Linked DNA regions of Homo sapiens: region 2 is linked to region 1. A link is a loop called in an ENCODE intact Hi-C map of the cell type or tissue named here. Cell type or tissue: transverse colon. All regions are shown on one strand. Each heading gives the region's core, and the rest is flanking DNA. Links, peaks and the distances in the headings are about the cores only.

Evidence for each region. Peaks named below come from ENCODE experiments on the same cell type or tissue, not always from the same donor. Only the 100,000 strongest peaks of a DNase experiment are listed, where the experiment ranks them.
Region 2: it touches region 1 in a loop (14-fold over the local background); 1 of 110 quality-filtered maps calls a loop at or near these places.

The regions. Positions count from the first base shown.
Region 1 is chr16:11,480,786-11,486,165 of GRCh38, forward strand. LOC400499 (putative uncharacterized protein LOC400499) reads right to left here. Exons shown (of 67, transcript NM_001370704.1): 16 at 4,094-4,288. Among named protein-coding and RNA genes, the nearest start is that of LITAF, 100 kb to the right of the region's middle. In transverse colon, for the core only: no CTCF peak of the experiment used is centred there; a DNase peak (open chromatin) is centred at 3,005.
Region 2 is chr16:12,039,690-12,045,069 of GRCh38, forward strand. It overlaps SNX29 (sorting nexin 29), which reads left to right. Exons shown (of 21, transcript NM_032167.5): 5 at 3,208-3,388. Among named protein-coding and RNA genes, the nearest start is that of SNX29, 66 kb to the left of the region's middle. In transverse colon, for the core only: no CTCF peak of the experiment used is centred there; no DNase peak of the experiment used is centred there.

The sequences.
Region 1 (5,380 bases), core at 58-5,057:
ATTGTTGTTTGTTCACACAATGGAATACTATGCAGCTATGAAAAGGAACAAATTATAAGTACACACCACAGGACAGAGAAATCTCACCAATTTTAAACCAAAGTCAGACACAAAAAGAAGTACAGGAGCAGCACTATTCAGTCTCCAAAAGGCAGCAACAACCCAAATGTCCATCAGTGAATGAATGGATAAACACACGTGGTACATCCATACGATGAAATATGACTTGACCTTAGTTAGGAATGGAGTACTGAGCTACGCTACAATGTGGGTGAACTTCCAAAACACTAGGCTAAGAGGAAGAAGCCAGACACAAAGGTCACATATTATATGGTTCCATTTACATGAAATATCCAGAAGAGGTAAATCCATAGAGACAGGAAGCAAATTGGTGGCTGTTGGAGGCTAGGAGGAGGGGCTGCTGGGGAGTGACTCTTTCACGGGTGCAGTGTCTCTTTTGGGGGTGATAAAAATGTTCTGGAACGAGACAGAAGTGGTGGTGGCACAACATGGTGAATGTACTAAATACCATGGAATTGTTCACTTTTTTTTTTGAGACGAAGTCTCACTCTTGCCGCCCAAGCTAGAGTGCAGTGGTGCAATCTTGGTTCACTGCAACCTCTGCCTCTTGGGTTAAAGCGATTCTCCTGCCTCAGTCTCTTGATTAGGTGGGATTATAAACGCCTGCCACCACACCTGGCTAATTTTTGTATTTTCAGTAGAGACGGGGTTTCACCATGATGGCCAGGCTGGTCTCGAACTCCTCATCTCAGGCAATCTGCCCACCTCAGCCTCCCAAAGTGCTGGGATTGCAGGCATAAGCCACCGCGCCCAGCCCTATTTTATTTTTTATTTTTATTTTTTTGAGACGGAGTCTTGCTCTGTCACTCAGGCTGGAGTGCAGTGGTGCTATCTTGGCTCTCGGCAACCCCTGCCTCCCGGTTTTAAGTGATTCTCCTGCCTCAGCCTCCAGAATATCTGGTATTACAGGTGCACACCACCATGCCCAGCAAATTGTTTTGTGTCTTTAGTAGAGACAGGGTATCACTATGTTGACCCGGCTGGTCTTGAACTCTTGAGCTCAAGTTATCCACCTACCTTGGCCTCCCAAAGTGCTGGGATTACAGACATGAGCCACCATGCCCGGCCAATTGCTCACGTTAAAATGGTTATTTTTACATATGAGAATTTCATCTCTTAAAAAAAAGAGTATGCGGTGAATGATTCCATTTATATAAAGTTTACAAAAGGAACTGGATGTGACTTCTACTGCCAACCAAATAGGAGTAATGAAGACTGGGTTTAACCTCCCACGTGGAGCAGCTGGTAACCCAGATGACACAGGCTCAACAATGGTTCCCAAGACACAGACATCAGGCAATCCAAGACGATGAACCCCAAGAGATGTAAACAAGCAAGATGAGCTCAACTTCCTGCCTGGAGACAGTGTCCAGGCTGTGGTGCAAGGAGGGGGAATGGAGGCTGAGCCAGGGGACTCCCTGAACTGAGGAGCTGGGGGTATGGGGAGTCCCTGGCAGCTGGACTTTGCAGGACAGGATACCAGAGATGAGAGAGCTGAACAGAGAGCATGCTCGCAGGTCTGCAGAAGGTCCTACGAGAATCTCTGTAACATCCCATCAGGCAAAAATTTCTGAGATGTAACAGTCAAAGCTCTATCAGCCAAAGAAACTAATAAACTTGACTTCATGAAAATTAAGACTTCCTGCTATTTTTTGGAAGACACCATTGAGAGAACAAAAAGATACACCACAGACTGGGAGAAAATATTTCTGAGTTACATATCTGATGAAGAACTTGTTTCTGGTCAGCCATGGTGGGTCACACCTGTAATCCCAGCACTTTGGGAGGCTGAGGCAGGAGGATCGCTTGAGGTCAGGACTTCAAGATCAGCCTGGGCAACACAGTGAGACCCCATCTCAACAAAAAGAGAAAAAAACTTAGCCAGGTGTGGCAGTACTGCCTATAGTCCCAGCTACTCAAGTGGCTGAGGCTGGAAGATCACTTGAGCCCAGCAGGTCAAGGTTGCAGTGAGCTATGATCACACCACTGCACTCCAGCCTGCATGACAGAACCAGACCTCAACTCAAAAAAAAAAAAAAGGAAAAAGAAAAAATCAACAACTTGTTTCTGGAGTATAGAAAGAATTCTCAAAACTCAGTAATAAGAAAACAAGCCAACAAAATAAGATGAGCAAAAGATTTGAATGTACATTTCACCAAAGAAGACGTACAATAGCAAATGAGCACATGAAAAGATTATCAATGTCATTAGTCATTAGGGAAATGCAAATTAAAGCCACGAGATACCACAACGCATTATTAGAATGGCTAAAATTAAAAAGTCTAACCATATCGAGTGTTGGTGAGGATGTGGAGAAACTGAAACTCTCACACAATGCTGGTGGGAATGCAAAAATAGTACAACCACTTGGGAGAATGGTTTAGCAGCTTTAGAAAAATTTAAACATATACCTACCATATGATCTAGCCACACCTACTAATTATTCAAGAGAAACAAAAGCATATGCCTAAAAACTTGTACACAAATATTCATAGCAGCTTTCTTTTTAATAGCCAAACCCTGGAAACAGCTCGAATGTCAATCAACAGGTGAATGGAGAAACAAACTGTGGTATATCTATACAATGGAATACCATTAAGCAATAAAAAGAAAGAAACTATGTTATAACCTATAGCATGGGTGAGTCTCAGAATAATTATGCTGAATAAAAGAAGCCAAACAAAAAAGAGTACATGCTTTTTTTAAAAAGGACATGTTGGCAAGCGCAGTGGCTCACACTTGTAATCCCAGCACTTTGAGAGGCCAAGGCAGGAGGATTACTTGAGCCCAGGAGGTTGATACCAGCCTGGGCAACATAATGAGACCCTGTCTGTACAACTTTTAAAAAAAAAAAAAAAACTAGATAGGCATGATGGCACATGCCTATAGTCCCAGCTACTCCGGAAGCTGAGGTGGAAGGATTGTTTGAGCCTGGGGGGCAAAGGTTGCAATGAGCCAAGATCATGCCACTGCACTCCAGCTTGGGTGACAGAGTGAGACTGTCTCAAAAAAAAGGACATGCTGTGTGATCTAATTTACATAATATTCTAGAATATGCAAAGAAGTCTATGGTGACAGAAAGCCTCTCACTAGTTTCTGGGGACAGAGGAGAAGCAGGAGGAAGGGACTTTTTTTTTTTTTTTTTTTTTTTTTTTTTTTGAGACAGACTCTCGCTCTGTCGCCCAGGCTGGAGTGCAGTGGCGTGATTTCGGCTCACTGCAAGCTCCGCCTCCCGAGTTCACACCATTCTCCTGCCTCAGCCTCCCAAGCACCTGGGACTACAGGCACCCACCACCACGCCTGGCTAATTTTTTGTATTCTTAGTAGAGACAGGGTTTCACCATGTAAGCCAGGATGGTCTTGATCTCCTGACCTCGTGATCCGCCTGCCTCGGCCTCCCAAAGTGCTGGGATTACAGGCGTGAGCCACTACGCCCGGCCGCAGGAAGAGATTATTAAGGATCTGGAAGAGACTTTTGGGAGTGATGGGTATGTTCATAAGCTTTATCATGGTGATGATCTCATGAGTGTGTACATGGGTCAGAATGTATCAAACTGTACACCTTAACCATGTACTAGTGTTCACCGTGTGTCAATTAGACCTCAATAAATCTCACTTTTAAAAAGTAGAACAAACTGATGCTGCCAGAAGTCAGAAGAGTGGTTACTCCTGGTTAAGGATGGGTATTAACAAGAACAGGAGTACAAAGGGGAGGGTGGGAGCTGAAGATGGTCTGGGTGCTGGTGACATGGGTGTATTGAGGTGGTGGACAGGCAGGCTGTACACTTACAACTTAGGGACTTTTCCATGCATAGGATCTATTTCAAGCAACAGTTTTTCCAAATAAAGCCAGCTACCAGTGGACTACTCAGATTTGAACCAGCCACTTAATTCTGCAAGGAGGAGGCAGAGTCAGAGTTCACGGACACCCAAGTCTCAGGTTCAAAAGTCCACGCATGAAGCGGGGTGGGCCTGCCTGGGGGAGTACAGTGGGTGTGGCCACCTCCCTTACCTTCTGCTGTAGGTATCTCATCCTTCTGTCTCTGTCTCCTGGACACTCGGGGCTGGCTGGCTGTGGTGCAGGCCCTGGTTCTGGCCCTGGGGGTTCCTCTGGCTCAGGCTCTCTCCCGTCTTCCTGACCCCAGAATGACTTCCTGCCAAACAGCCTGTGAGCAATTTCCTCAGCATTTTCCAGCCGGAGCCCAAGCTGGGAAGGGAAGCCACAGGCTCAGGGAGGAACAATTCAGTCACAGGGGTGATGATGAGCTGTTAGGCTGGGGATATGAATGGAGGACCCAGAAGGCTTGAGCACGGCACTCCAGGCTCCCTGGTGCCCACCTGGGCTGAGGTTCGGGGACACAACCTTGGGAAATCCACCAATCTCTCTGTATCTACTTGGTAGATGCCACACGGTAAGAATTCTTGCCAATTCTTTAAGGCTTGGTTCAAATGTCATCACCTGTGGGAAGCCCTCCCTGAACTCCCATGTCACTCTCTTCCCACCTCCTCTGCCCCACACACAATATACTCAGACTGGAATGTGTGTCTTCCTCGAAAGATCCAGGATGAGGGCAAGGGCTCGTGTATCAATCACTAGGCACCTGCACGACCTCCCCTGGATGGGGGGGAGGGTTTCAAAATTTGATAGGTGAATAAATGGATCTTTCCTTCTGTCCCTCCCGTCTTCCATCTGCCCGTCCGCGCACCCCTCTCTTCACCTATCCTTTCATCCTTCCCACGCATCCATCCATCCATCTGCCTCTCCACCTTCCATCTTTTCTTTCCTTTGTTCTATCCATCCTTATTCCTATCCATCCATCTGCTTTTCCTTTCTTATGGACCCCTCTCCTTCTATCTATTCTTTCTTCCCTTTTTCCATCCAGACATCTCTGATAGCATTTTCAGAGAAGTCACCAGAGACCAGCCCTTGGCAATGACTGGTGAGTGGATGGATGGATAATAGATGGATGTGTGACTCAGAGGATGAAAGATGGATGAGTGGGAAAACAGATGAATAGATAGGTAGGTAGACAGAGATGGATGGGAAATTACAGGGCTGGATGGACACACAGATGGACAGATGGGAGGGTGGGTATGTCCATGTATGGGTAGGAGGGTGGACAGATGAATAAGTGAATGGATGGATGGGTGGGTGGGTGGTTTGGTAAATGGATTGAGTGAATAGATGGATGGATGTATGGATGGATGGATGTATGGATGGATGGACGGATAGATGGATGAATGATACATGGGTAGACAGATGATGGGTGGGTAGACGAATGAATGATGGCTGGATAGA
Region 2 (5,380 bases), core at 305-5,304, 560 kb after region 1:
ACTTGGAATATTAAACAGTTGTGAACGTGATCATTTTGAAGAAGGCCAAGTCCCCTCATTTTGCAGGGCAGTGTGATTTAGTGGTTTGCAGTGAGCTCTGGGGTCCCTTTCTGCCATACTGTTTACTAACTGTGTTGCTGGGCGAGTCGCTTCACTTGTCCTGGCTTCAGACCTTGTCTTTCACATGGCGATGGCCTTGGTTGTGATGATGTCAGATGTAAAGTGTTTACTGCAATAGCTGGTGCATAGTTAATGCTCAGTAAATAGTAGTTGCTGTTGCTGCTGTTATTATTACTGCCAGCATGAAAAAATGTTAAAGAGGCAATGTTAAGTGAAGAAAATTGATCACAAAATTATGTATACACTAGCATTACAACTATGAAAATATCTGGGGTTGGGCATGGTGGCTCCCGACTGTAATCCTAGCATTTTGGGAATCTCAGGCAAGAGGATCGCTTGAAGCCAGGAGTTTGGTACCAGCCTGCCAGCCTGCACAACATAGCAGAACCTCATCTCTACAAATAAATAAAAATTAAAAAGTTAGCTGGGCATGGGGGTGCGTGCCTGTGTCTCAGCTACTCGGGAGGCTGAGACAGGAGGATCACTTGAGCCCAGGACGTTGAGGCTGCAGTGAGCTGTCCAGCCTGGGTGACAGAGGGAGAGGCCCTGTCTCAAAAATAAATAAATAATAATTAATTTAAAATGTATATAACAAATTTTAAAAATCTGTGTACATGTGGATAAAAAGTAGTGGGATGTGAGGAGATACAAGTAGTTGTAGGAATGACTGTCTTATGGATAAAAACAAACTTTCTTAGGTTTCCCATAACGCCTTAAATCTGTTCCTATCCTCAGACTGAGTAATTCGACATGTGGAAATCTTTCGTAAGGAACTAGGAATGAGGACAATTATTTATGTATAGGGGTGTTCTTTACTGTACAGAGGGAAAGTTGGCCATGTGCCATGCCCTTAGTAGTAGGGAAATAGTTATGTTTTACTGGAAAGCCATCAAAAATCATCTTTGAAAGACTTTTAATTGTAATAGGAAAATGTTCATGCTCTAGACAAGAAAATAAATGAATCAGGATACAAAATTACACATATAAATATGTATGCATATACACTCATACAATATGATGTGGTTTTATTTATTTATTTTTTGAGACAGAGTGGAGTGTTGTGGCGTGATCTCGGCTCTCTGCAACCTCCGTCTCCTGGGTTCAAGCGATTCTCCTGCCTCAGCCTCCCAAGTAGCTGGGACTACAGGCGTGCGCCACCACACCCAGCTTTTTTGTATTTTTAGTAGAGACAGGGTTTCACCATTTTGGCCAGGATGGTCATCTCTTGACCTCGTGATCTGCCTGCCTTGGCCTCCCAAAGTGCTTGGATTACAGGGGTGAGCTACCGCGCCATCCTGTTTTTTTTGTTTTGTTTTTTTTGAGATAGAGTTTTGCTCTGTCGCCCAGGCTGGAGTACAGTGGTGCGATCTTGGCTCATTGCACCTTCTGCCTACCGGGTTCAAATGATTCTCCTGCCTCAGCCTCCCGTGTAGCTGGGATTACAGGTGCCTGCCACCATGCCTGGCTCATTATTGTATTTTTAGTAGAGATGGGGTTTCAGCATGTTGGCCAGGCTGATCTCGAACCCCTGACCTCAGATGATCCGCTCGCATCGGCCTCCCGGAGTGCTGAGATTACAGATATGGGCCACCGTGCCTGGCCTGATGTGTTCTTTTCTTCTGGCTGCTGTAACAAATTAATACACAGTTGTTGGCTTTTAAACACTATAATTTATTCTCCCACAGTTCTGGAGGTCAGAAGTCCCCAATCAGTTTCACTGGGCTAAAGTCAAGGTGACAGCAGGGCTGCTTCCTTCCAGAGGCTTCAGGGCTGAATCCGTTTCTGGCCCTTCCAGAGTCTGCTCGCTGCCCACCTTCCTTGGCTATGGCTGCCCCATTCTAGTCTTTGCTTCTCTGGCCACATCATGTCCTCCTCTTCTGTGTCAAGTTTCTCTCTGCCTGCCTCTTATGAAGATCTTGTGATTACGTCAGCCTCGCAGGGATTATGCAAGATAACCTCCCAATTTCCAGATCCTAACACAGTTGCATAGACTCTTTTACTATATAAGGTAATATTCAGAGAATTCTGGAGCTTAGGACGTCGATATGTTTGAGGATTATAATTCAGCCTACAGCAAATGTTGATTTTTTTATAAAAAAGAAAAGTGCAGTAAAAAAGACTGAAAACTCTTGAAAATGTCAATATTGGTCTTTTCTGGATGAGAGGTTTTAGAGTCATTTTTATTTTTGATATACTCTTCTGTATCTCCCACCTTTTTTTCTTATTTCATTATTGTTTTTGAGGCTGAGTCTTGTTCTGCCACCAGGCCGGAGTGCAGTGGTGCAATCTCAGCTCACTGCAACCTCCGCCTCCTGGGTTTAAGTGATTCTCCTGCCTCAGCCTGCCCGGTAGGTGGGATTACAGGTGTGCGCCACCATACCCAGCTAATTTTTGCATTTTTAGTAGAGATGGGGTTTTACTGTGTTGGCCAGGCTGGTCTTGAACTCCTAGCCTCAAGTGATCCACCACATCAGCCTCCCAAGTGCTGGGATTACAGGCATGAGCCACCGTTCCCAGCTTCAATTTTTATTTTAGATTCAGCGGGTACATGTGCAGGTTTGTTACCTGGGTACATTGCGTGATGCCGAGGTTTAGGGCACGATTGAACCCATCTCCCAGGCAGTGAACATAGTACCTGGTAGGTAGTTTTTCCGTCTGTGCTCTCCTCCCTCTCTACTCTCTCTAGCAGCCCCCAGTGTCTGTTGTTTGCCATCTTTATGTCTGTGTGTACCCAGGGTTGAGCTTCCATTTATAAGTGAGACTATCCAATATTTCGTTTTCTATTTCTGTGTAATTCGCTTAGGATAATGGCCTCCAGTCATCCATGTTGCTGCATAGGACACAATTTTGTTCTTTTTCATGGCTGCATAGTATTCCATTGTGTAAATGTACCACATTTTGTTTATCCAGTCCACTATTGATGGGTATCTGGGTTGATTCCATGTCTTTGGTGTTATCTCCTACCTTTTCCATGCTAAGGGGATACTCTGTTACAATCTCCAACTTCGCCTAGAGGCTTTGTGTGTTCCTCTCCCAGTGCTGAGTGCCCCAGGCCGAGTGCCAGGCGCCTGTGCCCTCTCTCCGTAGAGCCCGTGTTCTGGTACTACGTGAAGGAGGTCCTCAACAAGCACGAGCTGCAGCGCTTCTACTCCCTGCGCCACATCGCCTCAGACGTGGGCCGGGGTCGCGCCTGGCTGCGCTGTGCCCTCAACGAACACTCCCTGGAGCGCTACCTGCACATGCTCCTGGCCGACCGCTGCAGGCTGAGGTACGTGGCCGGGATGCGAACTGGGATGGGATGGAGCAAGAGGTGAAGATCTTGGAGTCTGGAATCAGACCACCTGGATTTTCATCCTAGTTCCCCGATCTGGGGGAAGTGGGCCTCCCTCTGACAGCTCCGGAGTGTTCTGCTGAGCTGTGGAGAAACTTGGGGGAGAATCATTGAGAGACTGCCTGTAAAGGGCTCGGCATGGCACTTGCATACAGCCAGCTTGGATGTGGAGAGAGCTGTTGTCTTAGGACATAGCTTCCTCTTCACTTTCTGGATTTTTTTTTTTTTTTTAAAGACAGGGTCTTGCTTTGTTGCCCAAGTTGGAGTGCAGTGGCATGAACATGGGTCTTTGCAGCCTGGACCTCCCTGGCTCAAGCAATCCTCCCACCTTAGCCTCCTGAGCAGCTAGGACCCTAAGCGTACGCCACCATGCCTGGCTAATTTAAAAAATTTTTTTGTAGCGATGGGGTCTCAGTGTGTTGCCCAGGCTGGTCTCGAACTCCTAGGTTCAAGTAATCTTCCCACCTCAGCCTCCCAAAGTGCTGGGATTACAGGTATGAGCTACCATGCCAGGTGCAGAATTTTAATTTGGGATTCTTGAATTCATTCAATCCCAAACTGAAAAAAACATGGAAATTTTACATTGGGGAAGGAAGTCATTTTTTTTGTTGTTGTTTGTTTGTTTGTTTTTGAGACGGAGCCTCACTCTTTTGCCCAGGCTGGAGTGCACTGATGCTATCTGGGCTCACTGCAACCTCCGTCTCCTAGTTCGAGCGATTCTCCTGCCTCAGCCTCCTGAGTAGCTGGGATTACAGGCCTGTGCCACCATACTCAGCTAATTTTTTGTATTTTTAGTGGGTACGGGGTTTAATCATGTTGGCCAGGCTGGTCTTGAACTCCAGACCTCAGGTGATCTGCCCGCCTAGGCCTCCCAAAGTCCTGGGGTTACAGGCGTGAGCCACTGTGGCTGGCCATGGCCATTAGTTTTGCTCTGAGAATGGTGGACTAGACATGTTGTTTTGTGTCCTTGAGTGATACGGAGCGACACTGACGAATCCTGTTCTGGTTCCTTAAGTAACTTCCCCATCAGCAACGCCCAGATCGTCAACAGTGAAATTTCACTGAATTCCGTAAGTGGGCAGTTTGTGAGTAGTGTGGCATGTTCCCTTGATTTTATGTCTTGCCCTGTGTTCCCTAGTTCAGGTCTCCTCTTCTGCTTTATCTACTGCTGTGGTCACCTCTCTACTGGTAATGTCTCAGATCTTCTGGGATTGTGCACTGGGGCTCTTAAAAATACTCTTAAAGTTCTCTGTTGCCTGTGGCTCCTTGTTCAATTGTATGGCAAGACTCTATGGGTCCAAAATGGGAGTGCTTGGGAACCAGGAGGACTGACACTGATGACACCTGTGTACTGCTCACGGTCAGAGTTCGGAGGCTGAGAATGTCTGGATCTCTAGGGCATTAACCAGCTTTAGTTAAGGAAAACACACTCCTGTTTCTTTCTTTCCTTTTTTTTGAGAAGAAGTCTCGCTTTTTTGCCTAGGCTGGAGTGTAGTGGCGCGACCTTGGCTCACTGTAACCTCTGCCTCCCGGCTTCAAGCGATTCTCCTGCCTCAGCCTCCCGAGTAGCTGGGTCTGCCAGCGCCTGCCACCATGCCTGGTTAATTTTTTGTATTTTTAGTAGAGACGGGGCTTCACTGTGTTAGCCAGGGTGGTCTTCTTGATCTCCTGACCTCGTGATCCTCCCGCCTCGGCCTCCCGACGTGCTGGGATTACAGGCGTGAGTTACTGTGTCTGGCCTACTCCTTTTTTTCGAAGTGAATTTCTGTGAAGCTCCTTCCAGCATATTATTTACGGGTAGTTCAGAGTTACATACTCAGTCTCAAAGTTGAAGTGACCAACAAGAAGAAATGAGTCCAGCAGGTAAGAATCACAGTTGACCTTACCTGGATCACCAGCCACTTCCCCAGCTGGATGTTGGGAAAACAC